Linked DNA regions of Mus musculus: region 1 is linked to region 2. The links are chromatin loops, found by intact Hi-C in ENCODE. Cell type or tissue: left cerebral cortex. All regions are shown on one strand. Links, peaks and the distances in the headings refer to the core of each region. The heading gives the core; the rest is flanking DNA. Region 1 holds the start of Gm807 (predicted gene 807). Region 2 has its middle 24 kb from the start of Gm41036.

What was found. A loop is a pair of places that touch in the nucleus more often than their neighbours do. Peaks named below come from ENCODE experiments on the same cell type or tissue, not always from the same donor. Only the 100,000 strongest peaks of a DNase experiment are listed, where the experiment ranks them.
Region 1: it touches region 2 in a loop (5-fold over the local background); 4 of 42 quality-filtered maps call a loop at or near these places.

The regions. Positions count from the first base shown.
Region 1 is chr13:99,096,880-99,102,254 of GRCm38, forward strand. Gm807 (predicted gene 807) reads left to right here and starts at 3,820. Exons shown (of 2, transcript NR_168041.1): 1 at 3,820-3,946. In left cerebral cortex, for the core only: no CTCF peak of the experiment used is centred there; DNase peaks (open chromatin) are centred at 159, 2,456, 3,718 and 4,863; H3K4me3 peaks cover 583 bases; H3K27ac peaks cover 3,260 bases.
Region 2 is chr13:99,149,769-99,155,143 of GRCm38, forward strand. No RefSeq gene overlaps it. Among named protein-coding and RNA genes, the nearest start is that of Gm41036, 24 kb to the right of the region's middle. In left cerebral cortex, for the core only: a CTCF peak has its summit at 2,956; DNase peaks (open chromatin) are centred at 884, 1,537, 2,693 and 2,883; H3K27ac peaks cover 2,415 bases.

The DNA of each region.
Region 1 (5,375 bases), core at 111-5,110, 53 kb before region 2:
TGTGTGTGTGTGTGTGTGTGTGTGTGTGTGTGTGTGTGTGTATTGCATGGGTGTTGGGAATCCCTGCATATAGTTACATCAAAGCCTGACCACATGATACAGAGTTTGCATCTGCTGATCTCAAACTGAAAATAGCCTGGCTTTGAATTGCCAGCACTAAGGGCTTTCCATGGCAACATCCTGCCTCCTCTTCAGGGTAGCATTAGACAGCAGAGAGCAGGGATGCAGCCCTGTGATAGTCCAGCAGAGCCCCAGGCTGACTGCAGGAGCTCCCAATCAAGTGAAGGCTACATCCCTGAGGCTCTAGTCCCTGTCGCTGCGAATCAATCCAACACTCGACGTTTTATGGCATTTTTAGCCATTTTCTCAAGGTTCTCCAAAATAGTTATTTCCAACTGCCTTCGAACTGCTATTGGTTTTATTTTGGGAGGGGAGGGGGGAAGAAGGGCATCAATGGCGTGTGGAATCAGTGAGCATCTCTAATTATCTGTTCCTATCATGTGTTCCTCTCCTTTTCTGATTGGTGTTTAAGGGTCATTAGGGGCTAGGTACAGAATGGGAATAGACTTCAGGAAAGAACTACTGACCATTTAAGTTGGTTAGTTAGATTTTTTTTAATTGGTTGCTATCATCATCATCATCACCGTCATTGTCATCATCATCACCATCATGGAGACAGGGTCTTGCTGGGCAGCCCAGCTCGGCCTTCAGCTTTCAATCTCTGTGCTTTCCTTCCGGTAAGCCTGGGATTACAGGCATGCACCACCATGCTCAGGAGGCTGGTTGTTAACTTGAGCATAGCTAAATTTGGGGTTAAAATGAACAAACTACTGCATATCCAGCCCATGCTTCCCCTGCAGGCCCAGGCTGTTGTCTGTAATTCCTGGTCTAAAGGCTGCCCCAGGTACCACAGAGAGCAGGCATGAGTTTCTGCACTCAAGGCTTCCGGCCTTGGCCTCTCTGTTCTGTCCCATGCTGCTTGCTTGTGGTCTTTTCTCCCTGCTCTGGGATGAAAGTTGCCTGAGCCAGGCCACCTTTCACTGTTGCAATGCACAGAGACTCAGGTAGGGAGGGCCAAGCACACTGGGGTGGTTTGAATGAAAATGGTCCCCAGAGGCCCATAGGGAGTGGCACTATTTGGGGGTGTGGCCTTGTTAGAGTGGGTGTGACTTTGTTGGAGGAGATATGTCACTAGGGGGGTGGGTTTTGAGGTCTCATAAACTCAAGCCAGGCCTAGTGGCTCACTGTCTCTTTCTGCTGCCTGCTGACTTGGACATAGAACTCTCAGCTCCCTCTCCAGCACCATGAATGTCTGTCTGCATGCTGCCATGCTTCTCACCATGATGATAATGGAGTAAACCTCAAACAGTAAGCCAGCTCCCGTTCCTTTTTAAGAGTTGCCTTAGTCATGGCGTCTCTTCACAGCAATAGAAACCTTAACCAAGACACAGGAATGGCATCCGTGCATCTGGCTGAGGGCATAAGTGTGGTCCCCGTAGGTGGTTTTCTGCTTCATATGGTGAGCCTTGGCAGGACCATTTCTGGTAATGAAGGCTATCTTTGGTTACTCAAGGACTTTGTTGAATCTTTTCTGACCCCTGTGATGTGTGTCAGTCTAGGAAGTGCCCACCATCTCCATGTGTTCTTCACCTAGGGCCATCCTTGCCTCTCCGAGATGCACCTCCCAACCTTCTTGGCTCTTTTCATACTTTGTTCCTTTAGATAGCTTCACTCAGAAGCTTTGCTCATTCTGTCCTTCCTTGATATCAATTCTCAGAAGACCCAGATGAATGCAAGTTTTTCAAGCACACTAGGCAACGTTCTGAAGGAAAGATGGGGTTAGGGGTTACAGCAGCTGGGACTTGGATCGCAGGTGGGTGGTGCCTGCTCTTCCAAGGGAAGTCCTTTTCCAACACTGGCATCTATAGTCTGCCTTTCTAAGTTCTGGGCAGTGCCTTCTCTCTGTGTAGCCAAAGCAGTTCTGGCTTTACCCCAGTGCCAAGTAAGCTGTGGCGGAGTAACCCCTTGCATCGCCACGACATGTTCTCCCTACCCAGAGTGTGTTATCTTCTCTCCCTTGTCCATCCCATGTCGGGGCACAGGACAGCTCTCTGCATTCAAGGGAACACGGGGCTTCAAAGCATCGATAAGGTTGGGAATGGAAGAGTCTCCACCAATATCCTCAGTCTCTCAGATATCCAGAGTCAGCCAGAACAGAGAGATACCGCGTCTTCCAAATGCAAATCAGGGAGTGCCACGAGAAAGGGCCCCAGCTGGGCCAAACGTCCACAGCAGGCAGTGTATGCTAGAAGAAGCAGGGAAAGGAGAAGGGCTTATCATCTCCACCTTCTAGCTCCTCCGTTCCACCTGTGATTGACAGGCTCGAAGCAATGTACTGAAGCAGATTCTTGACGCTGTCTCCTCTCTGGGGATAGTGACTCATCAAACCCTAAGAGTTAACTTGTGGAATGATGACAGTGTTCTCATCCATCAGTCAATCCCTACCGGAGCTGACCATCATGAATTCCAGGGTTCCCTAGGAGCTAGTATTTTGCAGTCTGGTGGAGAATTTTAGTCTTAGGAAGACCCACCCAGAGCTCAGTTCCATCTACCGCCTTGCTGGAGACATGCCAGCGAGAACCTGCTGGGTCCAGCTCCACGCCCAACCCTTTCAGATTGTCCTCTGGGAATGGGCTGTCTTGCATTTGTGTCTGGAAACTGGAGCAGGATTCAGGACTAAGGATAGATGATATTTCCCAGGGCTTGTCCCTGGGACTTGGCATAATTAGGGATCCTGGGCAACTTGTCTCTTTTATTCTTGAAGGACAAAGTTGAGGTTCTCATACCTTGGGCTGTGACCCTAGATTTCATCTAGGCTAGATCTGCACAGGTGCCAGCTGTGCCAACTGTGCCAACTGTGATAACTATGCCAATTGCTTCAGGGACACACAGAGACAGGCTTAGTTTTTATCAGATTTATAGAACACACACACATACACACACACAGACACACAGACACACAGACACACACACACACACATACACACATACACACACACAGACACATCGTTTCACTGAAAGGAAGAGGTGGTAAGAAGAAATAGAGAAGTTGCCAAAGTTGGGGGATGGAAAGGGTTCTAGGCAAGCCACAGTAGCTTGTTCAACCGTCAGGCACTGAGAGCAAAATCAAACTTCTTGGTTCCAATTCTCAGGGTCTCCTTAAGCACTCAGGGACACGTGACTAAAAGAGACTGGTCACACCAAATTAGCTCCCAAATGCACACCCTGAAATGCAGGCATACAATTTGATACTGATGGTTTGCCTAGCCTAGTGAATAGCGAGCTTTATTGGGGAAGATGGTCTCATTTCAATTCAGCTTGCTCTTGCTGTCTCCCCATCCAGCGGAGACTTGACACATCTATATCTTCTGTCCTCTCTGAGGAAAGAAATTATTCCCAAAGCTTGGCAGAGCCCTGAGAGGTTACTGCCATTGTGGGCCGTGGAACACAAATGAATTCCCTCATTCTTATTCCATGAGCACTTGCATGCATATGAGTCTCACAGGTGCACGGGTTTTATTTAAAAAAACAAAAAACAGAAAAAACCCTAGCAAGGGAAGTGGAGTTAGACCGTGGAACAATCTGTTCCCTAGAACTGAATGAATCATCTTCCATAATGAGCAGAGCCGGCGAGAGCAGCAAACACTGAACGGTTCTGTTGATCAATTATTCAGAGGCTACCAAGGACACTCATTAGCATGTCGAAGCCTGATTGGCTCTTTCTGGTTATTCAGTGTCCGTCGGAAGGATGTGGTTTTTGCTCTCCATTCGGACTGCACAGTGGTGTGCATTGCCATGGAAAATGAGCAGTTTTAAGAGAAGGGGACTTTCACCAAAGCTCTCTTCTCGACCGGGAACCCGGGGCCACGGGATGTGGAGTTCTTTTGTAAGTACTAGGAAGCAGAAATTGGGCGTGTGCTGGGACCCTCCACTCCGGGGAGCCGTTAGTTCTTGCCCAGGCAACAAGTGTCCTTTGTGTCATTCCTGGGAGCTGGCTAGAAGCACACTGCAGTGCTGAGGATGCAGCTGAGTGGCGGAGTGTTCACCTAGTAGGCACAGTACTGGGTTCTATCCCCGGTCCCCCAAACCTCCGCAGCTCCCCACAAGAAGTTCATACTCTCGCTCCACCCAGACCCACTGAACAAAGCCTCTATCTTCTCAGAGTTTGAAAGGCACAGTCTAAATGCTGTGAACATAGAACCATCATTCCCATAGAAGGCAGGCAAAGCTACACAAATTACAAGAGCGCTCATTACACAAAGCAGTGTTGAAATCCATCCGGAGCGCTAGACAACCGAAGGGGCCATGTGGATCCCCACCCCCACTATAACCCACACTGGGAGCTCTGAGAGGTGGTGGTTTTCCAGGAGAGAAAGACCACAAGGTCTCCGCACTCTGTCCCAGAAAACCACAGCTCTCTTCATCTGAGGTGAGAGGCTCCTGGCTGCCACTCTTTGAGGACCCTCAAAAATCCATTCCCTTCTCTGTGTCCTGATCTAGGTTAACATACGGTGTAAGGCGCAGACTCAGTGACTGGCCCAGCCTTTTTGGCCACACATAGATCTTAATAGGCTATCTCCTGCCATCCTCCACCCTGTTGTTTTCCACCTAGAGTTCTAGCAGAGTTTGGGAATTCCTTCCTAAGCCTTTGGTTTATGCAATCTGCATTCTCAGAAGCTGAGAGTTCTTTGCCGCTTTCTCTTCACGGTCCCTTGGTAAACTCCTATTCATCTTCTAAAGCCCTGCTCTGGGAGTCCATCCTCTGAGAAGCCTTTGGTGGACGCCTCTGAACTTCTAAATATATCAGATTCAGCCAGATTCCATTTTACACGGCAGATTCTACTGTTGTAAGTTGCTTAATGAGAAGTCTGTCTATAGCGAAGCTGTCACTGAACTTGGTAATTGTGACTATTTTTTTGCAAGGAGGTAGTATATTCGTCTGGATTCCCAGACTGCACACCCAAAGCTTTTGGCTTTGAAGCTATTTTATTTTATTTTATTTTATTTTATTTTATTTTTTAAGACAGGGTTTCTTTGTGTAGCCTTGGTAGTTCTGGAACTCACTCTGTAAACCAGGCTGGCCTGGAACTCACAGAGATCCTTCCGCCTCTGCCTCCTGAATGCTGAGATTAAAGGTGTGGGCCACCATGCCTGGCTTCAGTGTTGTACTTTAGTTTGTTAAAGCTCTTGAAAGCATGGATGTGCGGGACGTGATGATAGAGCTATAGTCCTTTGGGTCTGGCTGAAAGTGAGGTGGTATGTGCTTAAACCCAAAGGCCAGTGGAGCTTAAACCAGGAAGGACCTGGGTGTGCTC
Region 2 (5,375 bases), core at 119-5,118:
AGACCCTCTCTCAGCAAAGGCTGGCCTTCTTTATTCTCTTCAACAAAAAGGATTGACAAGAAAGATTCTGTTCAAAGTCTTTCAGCTTTAGAGCGGCCTGCAGAAGTGGGAGGGGGAGGGGCACAGCCGGCAGACTGTGGTTTAATTGGAAGCCGGGGGAAGAATTCAAGTTTGAATTCAAAATGATAAAATGGCAGAGGAGGAGAAGATGCAGCCTGTCTCTCCTTAAAGAGATCAAGAGATTTTTTAGATCTGTCCGCATCAAAGTTTTCCCTCTCTCTAAGGAAAGAAAAATCACTCCGTGTTTAACTCTCAGGCGTTTGTGGTGACCTCTGCACTTCAGTGGCCTCTGTGTAGCTACTGGCTTTCACACTTAAGGTGGAAAAGTTTCCTTCAGTGATCCTGAAAGTACTGCGGGGGTCTTACTAATGGACACACAGCAGGAAATCGCAGAGGCCGTGACTGACAGATGGACCGGATGGACCGACACATTTATTCCCTTTCTGCTATTCAGTTCTACCCGCCTCCCTTTTCCTTGCAGAGAGCAAAAAGTTACCTTTTTAGAGCCAAGGTGGTAAATGAATTCAGCATTTGCTTAGACTTGTTGAAAAGGAGCACCGAGGTGATGCTGAGGACCTAGGTAAGGATAATTGGTGGAACTTAGAGAGCATGCGCATGTTGGAGGGGTAGCAGGCAGAGGACACAGGCTGGTTGAAGGGAAGCAGAAATAATAAAATAACTATACATAGTGATAAGGCCTATAAAATAGACCAGGAACAGAGGTAGTGGACGTGTGACGTAACAATGTGTCCATCTGGATAGCCGGGGAGAAAGGAGTTTGCTAAGGCAGAAGTTATGCTAAGAGTAGAGACTCGATTTCAGGCAGAGGGAAAGGCCCCCCCTGGGACAGACCAGTGACACAGACTGCTAGATCCTGAGAGTGGCTGAGACAGAGAGGCTGTTTTCTACTCACCAGAGTGCATGGGATTCATCTGTGAAGCTTAGCTGAGCTCTCAACCATTCCCTAAGTTCACATGCCAAGTCTCTTTAAGGCGAGGCCTGACCTTTTGGCACAGGCCCTGGCAGAGGCAGACTTGGTGCATTGTCGGTTGGAGTGGGCAAACAGTAGTCAAAGACACTTACCTGCAAAGCTTGGGACCAAAAAAACCTGACCCCCTTTTGTTGGCATTGTGACCCTCCCATCAACGAGATCAAAGAACGGGCGTGGGGGATGATGATGTCATAACATACATACTGCACCAGGGCATGGAAGGACACGCCCCTCCCTCAGTTTCCAGTTAAAGGCACAGTTTTGTGCCCATATGCCTCTTTTCCTCCTGTGATTTTCCTGAATCCTACCCCAAGACATCCCCCAAGTTGGTTCCCGACTCCACATTAATTGACCATTAACTGTGATAGGCCCGTGCCTCTCGGAAGGGAGGGGGTTTTCACTTCTCAGTGTCTTTATACTTCCAGTTTATATTCCAGATGGCAGTCTGACGTAAGACCTCTCATGGTTTTCACTCGTGAAGCTGTAGGAGGAGCAGCAGCATCGTGTGTCCGTGGTTCCCATGGTTGCCACTGTCTAACCTTACAACTTGGGTGGTCTGTTTATGGTACACAAACAGAGCCATGTTCAGCTGCTCTTTCCAGTCTTTTCCACTGTTCTATTGCGTTTTATGTACCCCACAGGTGGGGCCATGAAAGGAAGATAAACACTTCTCAGCTGTTATCACTTTTACTGCTAAGTTTGTCATCGGATAGTTCACATCACCGAGTGAACCAAACACTTGAAATAGGCAGAATTTAAAAATTGATATTTACCCCATCGTCTCAGAAAGACTGAATAACCAAACCAGGAGTCACATCCTTCAAGAGGCCCTAATTCCTTCATTCCCACCCCCCCCCCTCTGTGTGTGTGTGTGTGTGTGTGTGTGTGTGTGTGAGAGAGAGAGAGAGAGAGAGAGAGAGAGAGAGAGAGAGAGAGAGAGAAAGAGCAAGAGGGAGAGTGTGTGTGAGAGAGAGTGTGTGTGTGAGAGATAGAGTGTGTGTGTGTGAGAGAGAGAGAGTGTGTGTGTGTGAGAGGGGGGGGGGAGATCTGAAAAGGCCAGAAAGGGGAATCAAGTCCCTGGAGCCAGAGTTATAGACAGAAGTTATAGAACATGGGAGCTGGAAACATAACTTACCTCTGGAAGAGCAGCAAGTACCCCACCCTCTCTCATTTCTCTTTAAATTTGATCTTAATAGATGACAATGACCTTGTGAGGATTCAAATGACTTTCAAATCTGAAAGTCGAAAAGGCTGAAAGGGCTTATTTGCAGCCCCTGTTTGCAAAATTGTCAATTCAGAAGTTAATATTTGCGGACAGTTATGAGAGGTAAGGAATATATCACCCTCTTCCATTCTTGTTTGAGATTACATTTTCAGTTTTTACTCTGTGCTTACTGTTTTTGGTGTTGGAGGCAAAACCTTGCCGGGATTTCAGGAGACAGTTCCCGTGCGAAGTGAATCGAGGGGCTGTTAAAAATGCTCACCCCGGACTTGCTCAAGATCAATTTGATCAGTTCTCCCCTTTATTCAAATGTGCAGCCAAGGCTGAGACCACAGGTCTGGACCTCAGACACCGCTGGGAATCTGAGCCAAAACAAGATGCCCAGAGGATGACTCAGCCGGTAACAGGAACTTGACTCACACCAGAAGTGAGAACTCAGCAGGTGGCCCAAAGGTTGTCTATAAGGTCTAGAGCAGAGGGAGGCTGCGGCTTGGGGCTGGAAGGATGGGACGGCGAGCCTACAGGGAAAGCTGAGTACAGAGGAAGCCACACCGGTCTGTTTTCAGAACCGAGCGTAAAGGCTGCTTTACCCTAGGGTGGAGAGAGTCCTCAAAGCTGATGCTTCAAGCAGCGTGGAGAAAAAGCGTTCCCAGAGCCAGCGAGGAAGTTGCAGGCATGAGAGAGGGCACCAGTAGGTGTCCCCGTTTGATTTGCGGGACCTAAGAAGGATCAGAGCAGCAGCGGGAGCCACGGGAACCATGCGGGGTTACGCTGAAGGTCTAGGACAGGCAGGGCAATCTGGCTCCTGCCAGTTTTGGTGACAGGTGTAGCTTGGGAAGCCCCCATGCTGGATTCCTGAACCTCAGCAGCTCTCCACAAAGTGCTACTGTGTTAGTCCAACACAAACTGTTCACCGTTAAAGAACTCTGAAGGACCTTCATTCTCACCCTCCTTCCTTCCTCTCCCCACTCCCCAGCTTTTATTTTTCCGGAGAGATTTTCGTGTTACCCAGGCTGGCTTCAAGCTCACTGTGTAGCTGAGAGTGACCTTGAGCGTCCAATCCTCTAATCTTCCCCCCACTGAATGCTGGGATTATAGATACTCACTGCTCTGACCAGTTTTATGCTTCACTCACTGGTGATTGAATCCCGGGGCTTCAAGAGAGCTACTACGCAAGCGCTGTTCTAACGGAGCTACATGGGATAAGAGACGCTGTACTTATTTAATGGAAAACATGGAAAATCAGAAATGTTAAGACCTTCCTAAGGTCAGCCAGACACAAACCAACAGAAATGCAGTCAAGATCTCGAGTGCGTGATTTGGAAGCTGTGCCGTTTCCTGTATGAATCTAACCGTGTATGTTACATAGCGGCCTGTGCTCGGCCCTGCATAAGTCAGCTGAGGGAAATGACCTGGATTCAAGATTGCCTCAAATGTGCTAGCCATTTCCTTCCCCCACCTCAGCCACCATCAGAGTTCCATGTATATGTGAAGAACAGGTGCACATGTGAGTGACTAGGATCGAGGAAATCAGAGATCAAGATCGGCATCTTTTTCTAGTGACACCCCACAGATTTCACCTTCCAGGGACCCCTGAAACTGCGTGTAGAACCCAACAGGCTGTCATTAGGGTGGCTCTGTACAATACACCAAAGCTAGTTCTCCTTGGGCCAATCCTCCAACTTCAAAGCCTTTGAGGACCTTGGAAGTCTCATTTGCCCATAAGAAAACTACCTGGCAAGGATTTTCTTGAGGTTACAGGAGTGGCTGAGCAGGGCTCTGAGTTAAAAATGTTGGAAACTAGAAACTTGCTTTATGACAAGAAAAACAACCCCCCCCCAAAAAAAAAACCCCAAAACCACGCTTCAGGAGAAATGAGCCTTCCTGTGCCTTCTCAGGAGACGTGTTCTGAGAAGGTGGGAAACTGATCTCTGGAAGCTGTGGACTCAGGCTGGGTAACAGAGGCAGAAAGACTCCAGGGGGATGGAGGGTTGGAATGACTCTTGGGGACACTAGATAGCCACAGGGAGAGAAGCAGAGAGACCCCTCAGTCCCGGGTTGGCTGGCTGCTGGCCCTGACAAAAATCCCTGTATCCTGCCTTACAAACAGCAAAGGCATGAAGACAGCTTCATCTATGTAGGTAACTTTCCTTCTCTCCTGGGATGGGCAAGCAGCTCTTCTGTTGTTGATGCTGGTTTTTGAGACAGGGTCTCTTTATGTAGCTCTGGCTGTTCTGGACCTCAAGCTATAGACCAGGCTGGCCTTGAACTCACAGAAACCTACCTATCTCTGCCTCCCAAGTGCTGGAACTAAGGGCATGTGCCACTACACCAGGCAATGGTAAACATTTCTAAAAAGGAATCCAAAGCTAGCTATCACTAGACCCCCAGCCCCATCCACACAGCAGTTTACTGTTATCGGCAGCACCTCAGTTCTTAAGGAGTGTTGGGTTGCGAAGATGGTTAAGGTGTTGCTGTTTGGTGTTTGCCTTATATACTTCCTTTGAGGCTGCCAAAGAACAAGGATGTTCTGTTAGATACCAGCAATGACTAAGATTAAAATTACTGTAGAAGTCTGCCTAATGAATCTGCCTGTAGTGATGGTTTGTGGCTATTGAAGAGAATAACAATAACAACAACAGCAAAACCCATTGAGCTGTGTCTATATGAATTAGTTACTTTTTCTCATTGTTATGACCAAATACTTGACACACGTGTCTCCAGACAGGAGAGGTTTATTTCAGCTCACAGTTTCAGAGGAGACTGTCTGTCATGGTGGAGAAGGCATGCTGGCTGAAACAGCTCATCTCTAGCAGTGGAAGCATGAGACACAGTGTGGACCTAGAAGCTCTTTGGCAGTGGGAACCAGAAGCAGGTATGACTTGCAAGGCCTCCTCCTAGCAACACACCCTTGCTAGCCAGACCACAGCCCTTGGTCCATGACCTCCCAGACAACACTAGCAGCTGGGAGCTAAATATTCAACAACTGAACCTATGGGAGACATGTCATATCCAAAGCACAGCAATATACCTGCAAATTAATATGTAAACACATAAATTCAAATAAAGTACATGTAATATAATTCACATACTGTTCTTTCA